Regions from separate parts of the Homo sapiens genome. Here region 2 is linked to region 1. A link is a loop called in an ENCODE intact Hi-C map of the cell type or tissue named here. Cell type or tissue: ovary. All regions are shown on one strand. Links, peaks and the distances in the headings refer to the core of each region. The heading gives the core; the rest is flanking DNA. Region 1 overlaps RHOBTB3 (Rho related BTB domain containing 3). Region 2 holds the start of LOC102724720 (a long non-coding RNA gene).

Evidence for each region. Peaks named below come from ENCODE experiments on the same cell type or tissue, not always from the same donor. Only the 100,000 strongest peaks of a DNase experiment are listed, where the experiment ranks them.
Region 2: it touches region 1 in a loop (3-fold over the local background); 107 of 110 quality-filtered maps call a loop at or near these places.

What each region holds. Positions count from the first base shown.
Region 1 is chr5:95,784,880-95,790,263 of GRCh38, forward strand. RHOBTB3 (Rho related BTB domain containing 3) reads left to right here. Exons shown (of 12, transcript NM_014899.4): 11 at 3,883-3,979. Among named protein-coding and RNA genes, the nearest start is that of GLRX, 35 kb to the right of the region's middle. In ovary, for the core only: no CTCF peak of the experiment used is centred there; no DNase peak of the experiment used is centred there.
Region 2 is chr5:95,832,237-95,837,620 of GRCh38, forward strand. LOC124901029 (a long non-coding RNA gene) reads right to left here. Exons shown (of 3, transcript XR_007058876.1): 2 at 1,475-1,589. It overlaps LOC102724720 (a long non-coding RNA gene), which reads left to right and starts at 2,591. Exons shown (of 3, transcript NR_157807.1): 1 at 2,591-3,030. It also overlaps the pseudogene GGCTP1. RefSeq lists enhancers at 2,451-2,560, 2,681-2,730. In ovary, for the core only: a CTCF peak has its summit at 2,770; a DNase peak (open chromatin) is centred at 2,715; H3K4me3 peaks cover 1,079 bases.

The DNA.
Region 1 (5,384 bases), core at 176-5,175:
TATGGCACACTCTTGTGTACTCAACTTGTGGTAAGCCGAGCCCTCTAGGTTTTTTTCACAGGAATATATTTGTTCAATCACTACAGAGTGTCAGTACTTCTTGAACTATTATCTGGCATCCAACATGTCTATACCTATCAACTTTGACGTCCAGGGTTACAAAAGCATGACAACTTTTATCTCCATCCACATTGCTAAAATGGAGCCACATGATGGGGCAAATTCCAGATCTGTGACAGCTGAATGCTTGCCTCCAAGCTGAAACGAATTCATTCATCAACACTTCTGTTTATAGAAGGGAATTTATTTGAAGCATCTAGGTCTTCTCCTACTATCTCCTTAACTATTTTGGACTTCATTTCTCTCATAATCAAGTCTTACGATCACATGTATTTAATTAGGGCTAAAAACAAATTTAAAAATTGAGTAGGGCCAGGCGTGGTGGCTTACGCCTGGAATCCCAGCACTTTGGGAGGCCGAGGCTGGCGGATCACGAGGTCAGGAGATCGAGACCATCCTGGCTAACACAGTGAAGCCCAGTCTCTACTAAAAATACAAAAAAAAATTAGCTGGGTATAGTGGCGGGTGCCTGTAGTCCCAGCTACTTGGGAGGCTGAGGCAGGAGAATGGCGTGAACCCTGGAGGCGGAGCTTGCAGTGAGCCGAGATCGTGCCACTGCACTCCAGCCTGGGTGACAGAGTGAGACTCCGTCTCAAAAAAAAAAAAAAATTGAGTAACACTGATCTCTTTTTGTAAAACGTTTACATTCATCTCATGATAAATAGCTCCCCTCTAAATTTAGTTTACAATTTTTAAAATTCTTTCTAGTAGTTTCACAATCTCAGTTCATTTTTGATGTATCATTTTCATACTATTCTAACAAGTTGTTCATACTTTTTAAAAAATTGGACACAAGTTTCTTTTTCCTTATCTTTTAGTATCTTCTTAAATTGTTTATGTATAAGAGAACTTCCCGTGTGGTCACATTGATTTCTTTAGGTGCCTCCCCTCACTGCCCCCCTACACTTGGTTCCTCATCAGAATCATTTTTGATTGCACTGTCAGAAATTCTTGACTTGTTTTCCCTGATTCTCTGGTTTCTGACTCTGTGATTATCCTTATCTTTTCCCCTTGAATTTCAAACAATCTAAGATACAAGCTCATTTTGAATTTTGTTTCTGAAGACTTTTTATTTTCTAAGATTAAGCCTAAATTTACCAGTTTTCCTGTATTCTTTTCCTGGTGGTTCCTAATTTGGCAATTGTGAATTCCAGATAACAGAAGTTTTCTTCCCAAGTTTTCTTTGAAGTTCCTAGTTTGAGATTTCACTTCACCAGTCAGTTCACCCTGTTGGTCAGAATTTGGTTAACTTTTGCCTTGCCATTTCTCTGACTTTTAGGAGTGAAATTGTCTTCTGGCAGAATTAGACTCCCAGTAGCTCTCCAAATAATCAAAATTTCTGAACACTCTGCCAGTTTTGTACTGTGTGTCAGGAAACATCATTCATACTTTCTTAGATAGATGAGCAGTGTGGGTATTCTCTCACTTCTCTGTCCATTTTCCCCTAACCTCTCTCAGTTCTTTACCATGATTTACCTTCAGGTTTCCATCAAGGAGGACTCTTAAAATACAAGAGTTGAGGTGGAGATTCCGTATCTCTACTCCTGTTTAAACCCTATCTGTTCAAACTTTGGTGATTCCTATGAAGTTGTATTTATTCTTGTATTAAAAATTTTAATGCATCTTCTTATTTATAATCTATATGTTAATATTTGGCTATCTGAGGCACAAGTTGTATTTCTGAGAGTTTCCAGGTACTTTCTTGTGAGTTTATGGGTATTTTCTCCACGTTCTTCTTGTAGCTCTTAAGTTCTATTGCATTTGGTTTATGGTTTTTTAATGCCTTTTTAAAAATTCTGTTGCTTATTTCAGTTTGAACCCATTTTCTTACGTCAACACATATCCTTCTAAAACCTAGTTTTTACAGTGAGACATGTTCCATTCCTGTTACAGAGTCCCTAGACTATGAATCTGGGCCAGGTCTGTACATTAGCTAGAACTGCTCTGTTGAAATCTACTTCCCAAACCCCCACATGTGCTACCAATTCCTCATTCCTCAGTTCTTTCATTCCTGGAAGCGGAAAGCTTATTCAGATGTGTCATCCTACTGTATTTAAGATATTTTGGATAATATCTTAAATCTTGGTCAAAAATAAAATTCTTCATTTTTAAGCATGCTTTGTAGCCAGCTGTTTATTTCTGTGACCTCCCTTTTCCTTCTCAGTCACAGCCCTTAAGGCAATGTCCTAACCTCCTGGTGTTTTGTTATCTGCTCTGGGTTAATCACGTAACAGTAGTGGTGGCTTCTCTAAAAAGCTGAAGGTTCTTATTCTTTTCCCTTGAGATTGCACACATTCATCTGCTAAAAGATAAGGGGAGGAAAAAAACTGTTAAAATGTTATGTGGGATTAGATAAACTATAAATTTATTTCCAGTTCAAAAATTGATTTTATATAATGAATATAAGAGGGACCTGTGAATTTGTGTTTAAATACTCTCACACTATACAGCTTTAAAAAAAAAAAAAAGCATATCCTTGAGTTTTTTTATTAAGGTTTAGAGATTACTAATCTTTCTTCAATTTAGCATTACTTGTTGCTTATTTAATATTTTTGCATCTCCTTAGAAGAGCTATACTTAGCCAAAAGGTGGAAACAACACAAATGTCCATTGACAGGTGAAGAGATAAACAAAATGTGGTATATATGTACAATGGGATATTATTCAGCCTTAAGAAGGAGTGAAATTTTGATATCTGCTACAACATGGATGAAACTTGGAAAATATTACCCTAAATGAGCCAAACATAAAAGGACAAATATTTTAGAATTTCACTTATATGAGGTACCTAGAATAGTGAAATTCATAGAGACAGAAAGTAAAACAGTGGGTGCTAGGATCTGATAGGGATAGGGAGAAAACAGATTGTTTAATGGTACAGAGTTTCAGTTTGGGGTGATAGAAAAGGCCTGGAAATGGATAGTGGTGTTGGGTTGCCCCACCATGTGTATGCACTTATTAGTGACATTTAACTGTACACTTAAGGATTGTTAAAATGGTAAATTTTATGTTACACATATTGTACCACAATAATAATAATAAAAAAAAGAGTTCTATACTCATGTGCCAAAGTTGCCTGCCAGCAAGTTACTGTCATCTGCATTGGTGGTTGGATGGATCAGTGAGTGTCACTGGATGGGCACCAAGGTGATGATGTCAGTGGCCTGCTTGCTTGGAGTTTTCCCTCCATTAGCAGCTATTGGAACTCAGAATGAGGAGAATGGAGCTGGAAATCCTGCTCAGTTTACTGTACATCTCATTAAAAGCAAATATTTAGCCACAGCTTTCTCTTAGAAACATTTACACATTGAAACCCATGCCTTCGGCCGATGGTGTTTCCTCCTCAAAATATTTTTTGGCTTGCTCCTCAGGTGAACTTGTTTTAACATTGCTCACCATCATCTACTACACAGATACAGGTGCAGTTATTGAAGTCCGTGGCTTCAGATTAAAAGCTCAAATTAAATCTTCAAGAACCTCAGATGCAGCCATGCATTGCTTAAAGACGTTTGGCCACTCCGGCAGCCGTAGATTGTTATTCGCTGTTGGCCTGGCTTCTTCCGAGAATGTACTTTTAACGTTATTTGCTAATAGTGCTCCCTCATCCTGTCTGCTGTCACAGTATACTGAAAGCTGCATCAGGTAAAGGCACATTAAACATGAATATGGGCTCTCCGTGATTGCTCCCAGGCCGTTCTCTTGATCTTATCATACCAGTGGCCATTATGTGCAATATTATTTCACTTTTCATTTTTCTTGCAGTTTCACCACTCTGATTGCCTTTCAACCTGGCTACTTCATTTCATTGCTACTAACTACCTCATCTTCAGTCAAAAGCCTGAATTTCAGGATCTTTCAGGTAGATTGCTAATTTCTGTTTTGAAAAGAAAACTTTATGTTCTTTGTTCTTAGATTTGAGACATAAGTTGTAGAAGTAGTACTTTTAGCAAAATAAGAATAGTCAATGTAATAAATTTCTTGTAAATTATGCAGTGTGGTAATTGAGGAAACAATTTATAGTCACCTGTGTTACATAAGTGCCTTAACCTGTGTTACACAAGAAGTTTTCTAATGATTATTTTATAGCTCCATCCGTTTTTAAATGCATTTTCTTTCCCTGAAATAGATAAGGTGACAAAATGTGTCCTCAGGTGACATTTGGTTGTGAAAAGTGATATCTTAGTTCTAACTACCTAAGTCAGCAGCAAAGTTTAAACAGTACAGATTTAAAAATTTTTTATAAAGGAATTTAACTCTTGTTAACTATATTATATTTAGCTTTATTGTACTGGATATCTGTATTTACTGAGTATACCTATATGGGAGTCCCTTATATTACTTTGGAATAACAGTTTTTCATATATAAAAAATGTTGTGAAACTTACTGGGAGTGTATGTAATATGCTTTCTAAGGTAAATTATAAAAATTAAAACCAAAGTGTGAACTACTGAGTACTGCATAAAAAGAAAAAAATGAAAATATAATAGTTGTCAGAATAGACAGTTTAGATGCAGTGGTTTGCTCATGTTATTATCTAGCATAGACTCAAGGAAAATTTGAGCTAAAAAGAAAAGGAAGTGAAAGATTACCTGATCAAGGAGTTTCACAATCTGGACAAATAAATCTCCGTGGAGATAACTGAAGTGTCTTCTAGGGTGGGGGACAGAAAGTAGGGAGTGGGTGAGGAGAAGGAGAGAGAGAGGGAGTAAGGGAAAGGGAAAGAGAAGGCTAAAATTTACAGTTCTTGGACTCTTCCCTCCCTCCTTCAGTCATAGTAGTTCCACTTTATCTGTTTCATATCTTGAGTTCTACCTAAAATTTTACTTCGTAAAAAAGACTCTGCTGGTAAAAGATATAAAAATCATATGGTCAAGATGGTGATTCCACCTCGGTGTAATCCCAGCCAACTTGGGAGGCTGAGGCTGAAGGATCACTTGAACCCAGGAGTTTGAGTCCAGCCTGAGCAACATAACGAGACTTCTGTCTCTAAAAGAAAAAAGAGTAAAAATCTCTTGTTTTTATTCAGCTACTTGTGCAGTTAAAGAAAACCCAGGAACACACAATCCGTTTTTGGGAGATGTATTCAGCCAGTCAACAAACATTATATGTCTATTAGGAGCCTCCTTATATAAGTCAACTATTAGTACAGTAGAGAAGCATAATCACATCAAAACAAAACAACAGTTATTTATTAGCTATGTACTTTGTGCAAGGAAAAAACAGTCAGTTCATAAAGATAAGGCTTGTGTATGCTTGCTGTCAG
Region 2 (5,384 bases), core at 153-5,152, 47 kb after region 1:
TGTATGTGAGAGAGCCTCTTTGAAGAACTTACCTGGCAGCCTCAAAGAGCCTGTTTTAGGGTGCCAGCTATTAAGATGGTTAGTGTTGGCCAGTGAGGCCATGAGCATTCACAGAGAAAGAACCATAACATAGGAAGTTCAGTAAGGAAACAGTTACCCTCCCTCTCCATTGCCTCTCCCAGTCCCCAACTTTGATAAAGGAGGGGCAGGAGCTGTCATTGAACCTGATCATGACCCATCCCTCTCTACTCCAAGAGGAAAAGTGAAGGGACAGGAGTAAAAGACAGATATGCCCTCTGCCCACTGCAGGTGCCCCCAGGTCATGATGGGGGTGGGTGGTTTGAATAGATATGATTGTAATTTTACACTCGATTAGACCAGAATTTTTAACAGCTAAAAGTGAGAAGAAAGCTATGGGACCCCTCCATTTCTGCCTCCCTCATAGGGATGGGAGATTGGACAGAGCACAGTTGTAAGTTGTGATCAGTTAAACCCCACCCCCCACTGCCCCACATTTTAGGTTAGTTTCCCACAGCTCCATATATGTGATATGGGCAGACTATCTCTGGAAGGATAGAGAAGAAATGAGGAAATGCCTCTTGAAGAATGACTTGCAGACTGACCCCAGGCCAGGTATACTTCCTGCATATTTTTTGTGCTAGTTTTTGTTTGCTTGTTATCACATGCAAATATTACACAAAATAGGCAGAAGGCATGCCAAAGCAGTGAGAGGGAACAGGGAGGATGGAAGAATGGAGACAGGACCCTTATATCTCAGAAAAAATCAACCAAATTTATCTCTTTAAGGTAACAGGTTCACACTGAGGTGCAAAACTCATATCTATTATTTGCCCCAGAAGGAATGGGTGCCGGGGTGATGGACGCTACTTTGCACACAGTTTGGTCCTGAGGGGCAGAGGAAGTGAGGATAAATGAGGATACTCACAGACAAGTTGCATGCTAGAATTGGCCTATCCGGGTGGCAGGAGACAGAAGAGACACTGGGATGCACACAGCCCTCCACCTGCCTGTCCTCTGCCTAAAGGAGTCTCTTAACCACTTCCTGGGTCATGAGAACATTCCAGAAAGTGGAACCTGACCCTGGCCTTCCCCACCAGACTGCGTGCAAAGGAAAAATCACTTCATTCAAGGATGAGTAGTCGGAAAGCGCCATCACGAGATCTGTGTACAGATAATAACAGAGGAAAGGGGTGTGGGACAGGGAGAGAAGAAACATCACCACGGTATTACAGATATATGTACAGGATTCTCCCTGTGACACTGTTTGTAATAATGATAATAATAATAGTAACTTTAAAACTTGAGAATGGCCTAAATATCCATGAATAAGGAACTAATTCTACAAATCATGGTACATCTATATAACTAGTTCTTTTGAAGCCTATTTTGTGTAATATTTGTATGTGATAACAAGCAAACAAAAACCAGCACAAAAGGTATGCCGGAAGTATACCTGACCTGGGGTCAGTCTGCAAGTCATTCCTCAAGAGGCTTTTCCTCATTTCTTCTGTATCCTTCCAGAGATAGTCTGCCCGTATCCATAAAATCATGAGTTCTGTCTGTACATGCTAATATGGAAAGATATTCAAGATATATAACTTTAAGCGATTTATTAAATAGGCAACATATAAACATAGTATAAAATCCTAATAATACAAAAGGGTATACAGTGCAAAGGAAGTTGCTCTTTTTTTTAAAAACCACAAATATGTTTATTCCTCTAAAAACAGTATACCATCTTTCCAGTTTTCAAAATGTTATCATCAATTATCTGCAGATTACTCTCATTAATCTGATTTTTTAAAATCTCAGAGCAGAGCAATTCACCAGCACCATCATCAAGCGAGCTACAAATCTATCCTTTACCAAAGCAAGGAGACACTTAAGATCAAGTCAAGAGAAGAGCTTTCAGTGTTTGCATAAGGGGTACTCACATTCATTTGTCACACACTTCAGGGCCCCATATCCCCCTTTTAAACTGTCTAACTCCTAACCCGGTCTATTTTTATAGTCTGAAAACAAGGAGTCACCCAAGTGCGATATTCCTTCAGAGCACTGTTGAAAATGGATCAAACATGGAGATCCTCCAGATCCCTGTTCTCAAGTGTTAAAAAATATTTTATATTAGCACATAGAATATCCTTAGATATATTCTGTTATGTTCTAAAGAGTTTGTGTTTCTCCCTTTTTGATGATGTCTTCAATTTCTTCTGAGACCTTTCCTGTATAGTCATTTGGTTCTATTGCTTTTAACTTCTCTTGATACTCCAGCGGCAAACCATTTTTATTTTTGCACCCATGCAAATAATCTTTTTATACTGTGAAGACGGAGGAGCACTTTCGTAATTTGTCATCAGATATCTTTGACAGGTTATTTCTCTTCCTTCTTGAGTTGAAACTTTAACTTCTATTACAACATATGTTCCTTTTTTTTTTTTTTCTTTTTTGAGACGGAGTCTCGCTCTGTCGCCAGGCTGGAGTGCAGTGGCGCAATCTCGGCTCACTGCAAGCTCCGCCTTCCGGGTTCAAGCAATTCTCCTGCCTCAGCCTCCTGGGTGGCTGGGACTACAGGCGCCCGCCACGACGCCCAGCTGTTTTGTATTTTTAGTAGAGACGGGGTTTCACCATGTTGGCCAGGACGGTCTGGATCTGCATGCGGGCCACACAGAAGCCCGCCGCCGAGGGGTTTCGGAGGTGGATACTCTCGTCAGCCGGTTGCTACCGTAGGCGAAGTACAGAAAAATGTCCTCATCCGGGCCCGGGACGTCCCTGCAGCCCAAGTTCGCCATGTCCCACTGCTGCCTGCACGGGAGCCTGGAGCAGAGCTGTGAGGAGCCGCCAGAGAGCGCAGCGCGGCGGCCCAGGACCCCGGCCCAGTGACTGCCTCGCCGCCGCCTCCAGGAAGTTGCACTTTTACCTCATCCCTCAACAGTTCAGATCCTCTCACCAGGGGCAACCCCTATTTTTGGATTCTTGTGCTAGGATATGTTATCAAATTTTTTTAAAAAGGTCAGACCACCGTATGATTCCATATGTGTAAAATTTAGAAGATTACATATATATTTGCAGGTGTGGGTATGTGTACAATATATATATGTTATACATATACACAATACAATATATAAAATCAATATATATTATTTTTTCTAAAACGGGACTGATGACTCAATTAATTAATTAATAATTTCCCCATCAGTCAGATGGGGAAGGGGCTTTTTATTTTCCATCTTTCTTCATTGAATATTTACCATATGCACTTTCACTTGTATGTTTAATCTTTTTATTTATTTAAAGTAGGTACTGGGATGTAGGGAGTTGGAGAAACCCGTTTGGACTAGACTTTAAAGAACTGTGGCAGAAGGGTATGAGATACAATAACAGCTTGAGGGAATAGCAGGATTGAGAAAAAGCATCTTTCATTTAAGGGAAACTCGACTATGTTTGTTTTATTTTTTTCCTTTTGCAGAGAGGAAGCAACTAGTTGAGGGGGGAGAATATGAGAGAGAGAGACAGAGAGAGAGAAAGACGATGCTTGATGGAGCAAAGTCACCAACAGCACTGGAGGAGGGGACAGAGGGCCAGGCAGTGGGGCTGACCTCAGAGAAGAGGGGTGCACCTTTGGAGGGTGCACCGGGAAGGGAGGGGACAAACAAGGAGGGTGCCGAGGCTGAGGATGGGCAAGCTAACTGGCCACAGTGCAAGCCCAAGGGGACGAGGGATTCCAGACTCTGGACACACGGCCGAAATAGCCAACTGTGGGCTCCTGGCTACAGAGGAGGTGAGTGGAGCCAGGAGAAGAAGATGAGAGAAGAGAATGGAGAGGCATTAAGTCAAGATGAAGAATAAAAACTGGTTCAGTGCCAGGGTTTAAAAAAACAATAATATTTTTAAAACGTTATGCCCAGTGACAGGAAATTCAGGCTCTGGGTGACAGGAAATTCAGTAGGCACTCGGTGGCTGCTGGGCTGCATGACTCAATTTGTGTAGCAATGTCGAATGCTGAAACAAAAAATAAAAGTTTTTTAAAAAATACTTTCAAGGTTTTGGGAAATATAATTTTGGTTAACATGACCCCACAATTAAATGAGGTCTATTTAATTAGGGAGGCAGTACTTCTGGAGGAAAACAAATTGCCTAGGCTGTCAATTTAGCAATGCAACAAAACATGAAATCAATAGTTTATTAATATCAGGTGTATGGGTATACACCTGCCTTATACAGAAGTAAGAGCTGTATTCACACACCTAGTTGCAAAGAAATTAAACATGAGCTGAGATGCTCAAAGAAAATGAATCACTTAGGGATAGAGCATCTCTAATTCGAAAGGACAGTTTGTCCCACCCAGAAACAATCTCTGGGCTCATGTGTAGATGGAACTGTCACTTGGAATGACTTGTCAAAAGGGCTTCAGGTAAAACTAAAGCTGAAACTGAAAGGTAAAACTCTGAGCTAATAATAACTATTGACCCACATCACCAGAAAGTTTTGGAAATGAATCAAGAGGAAACAACAGCCACTTAGCCCTTCCTCACCCAAGAATCCTCTCTGCCATTCCTTTCCATCCAGCACTTTTTCCCTGTGTAATAACTTTTGGCTCTCATATTTCATTACTCCTCCACAGAATATGAGGTTCAATTACAGGACTCTCACACAGATAGATGACAAGTGTACTTGTGACAAAATGTTCTCTAGTGGGCTTCTGGCTAATATATTTTTGGCACATCCAAATTATGAAAGAGGACACAATTGTTGGTAAAACCAAGGAAGGCATGTATGTGCTGAGTATTCTGTGTCTAAAATCAAAGTAGGCTGGGCACAGTGGCTCACGCCTGTAATCCCAGCACTTTGGGGGACCGAGGTGGGTGGATCATTTGAGGTCATGAGTTCAAGATCAGCCTGGCCAACATGGTGAAACCCCATCTCTACTAAAAACACAAAACTTAGCTGGGTATGGTGGCATGTGCCTGTAATCCCAGCTACTTGGGAGGCTGAGGCAAGAGAATCGCTTGAATCCAGGAGGTGTAGGTTACAGTGAACTGAGATCACAGCACTGCACTCCAGCCTGGGCGATACAGTGAGACTCCATCTCAAAAAAAAACCCCAAAAAACAACAAAAAAAACAAAAAAACACAAAACCACTCACAAAAAAACAAAAAACAAAGTGCAGAACCATGTGTATAGGATAATCTCTTTTTTATGAATATAAAAATCTAGGGTATGAAAACATTATATAATGTGTGTGTATATGGTTATATATGAATGAGATAGAGCTGTATATCCTAACATGAAACATTTCCAAGTGAAAAACATACTAAATTTGTTACTTTGCAAAGTAATATCTACATCTAAAAAATGAAAAATAA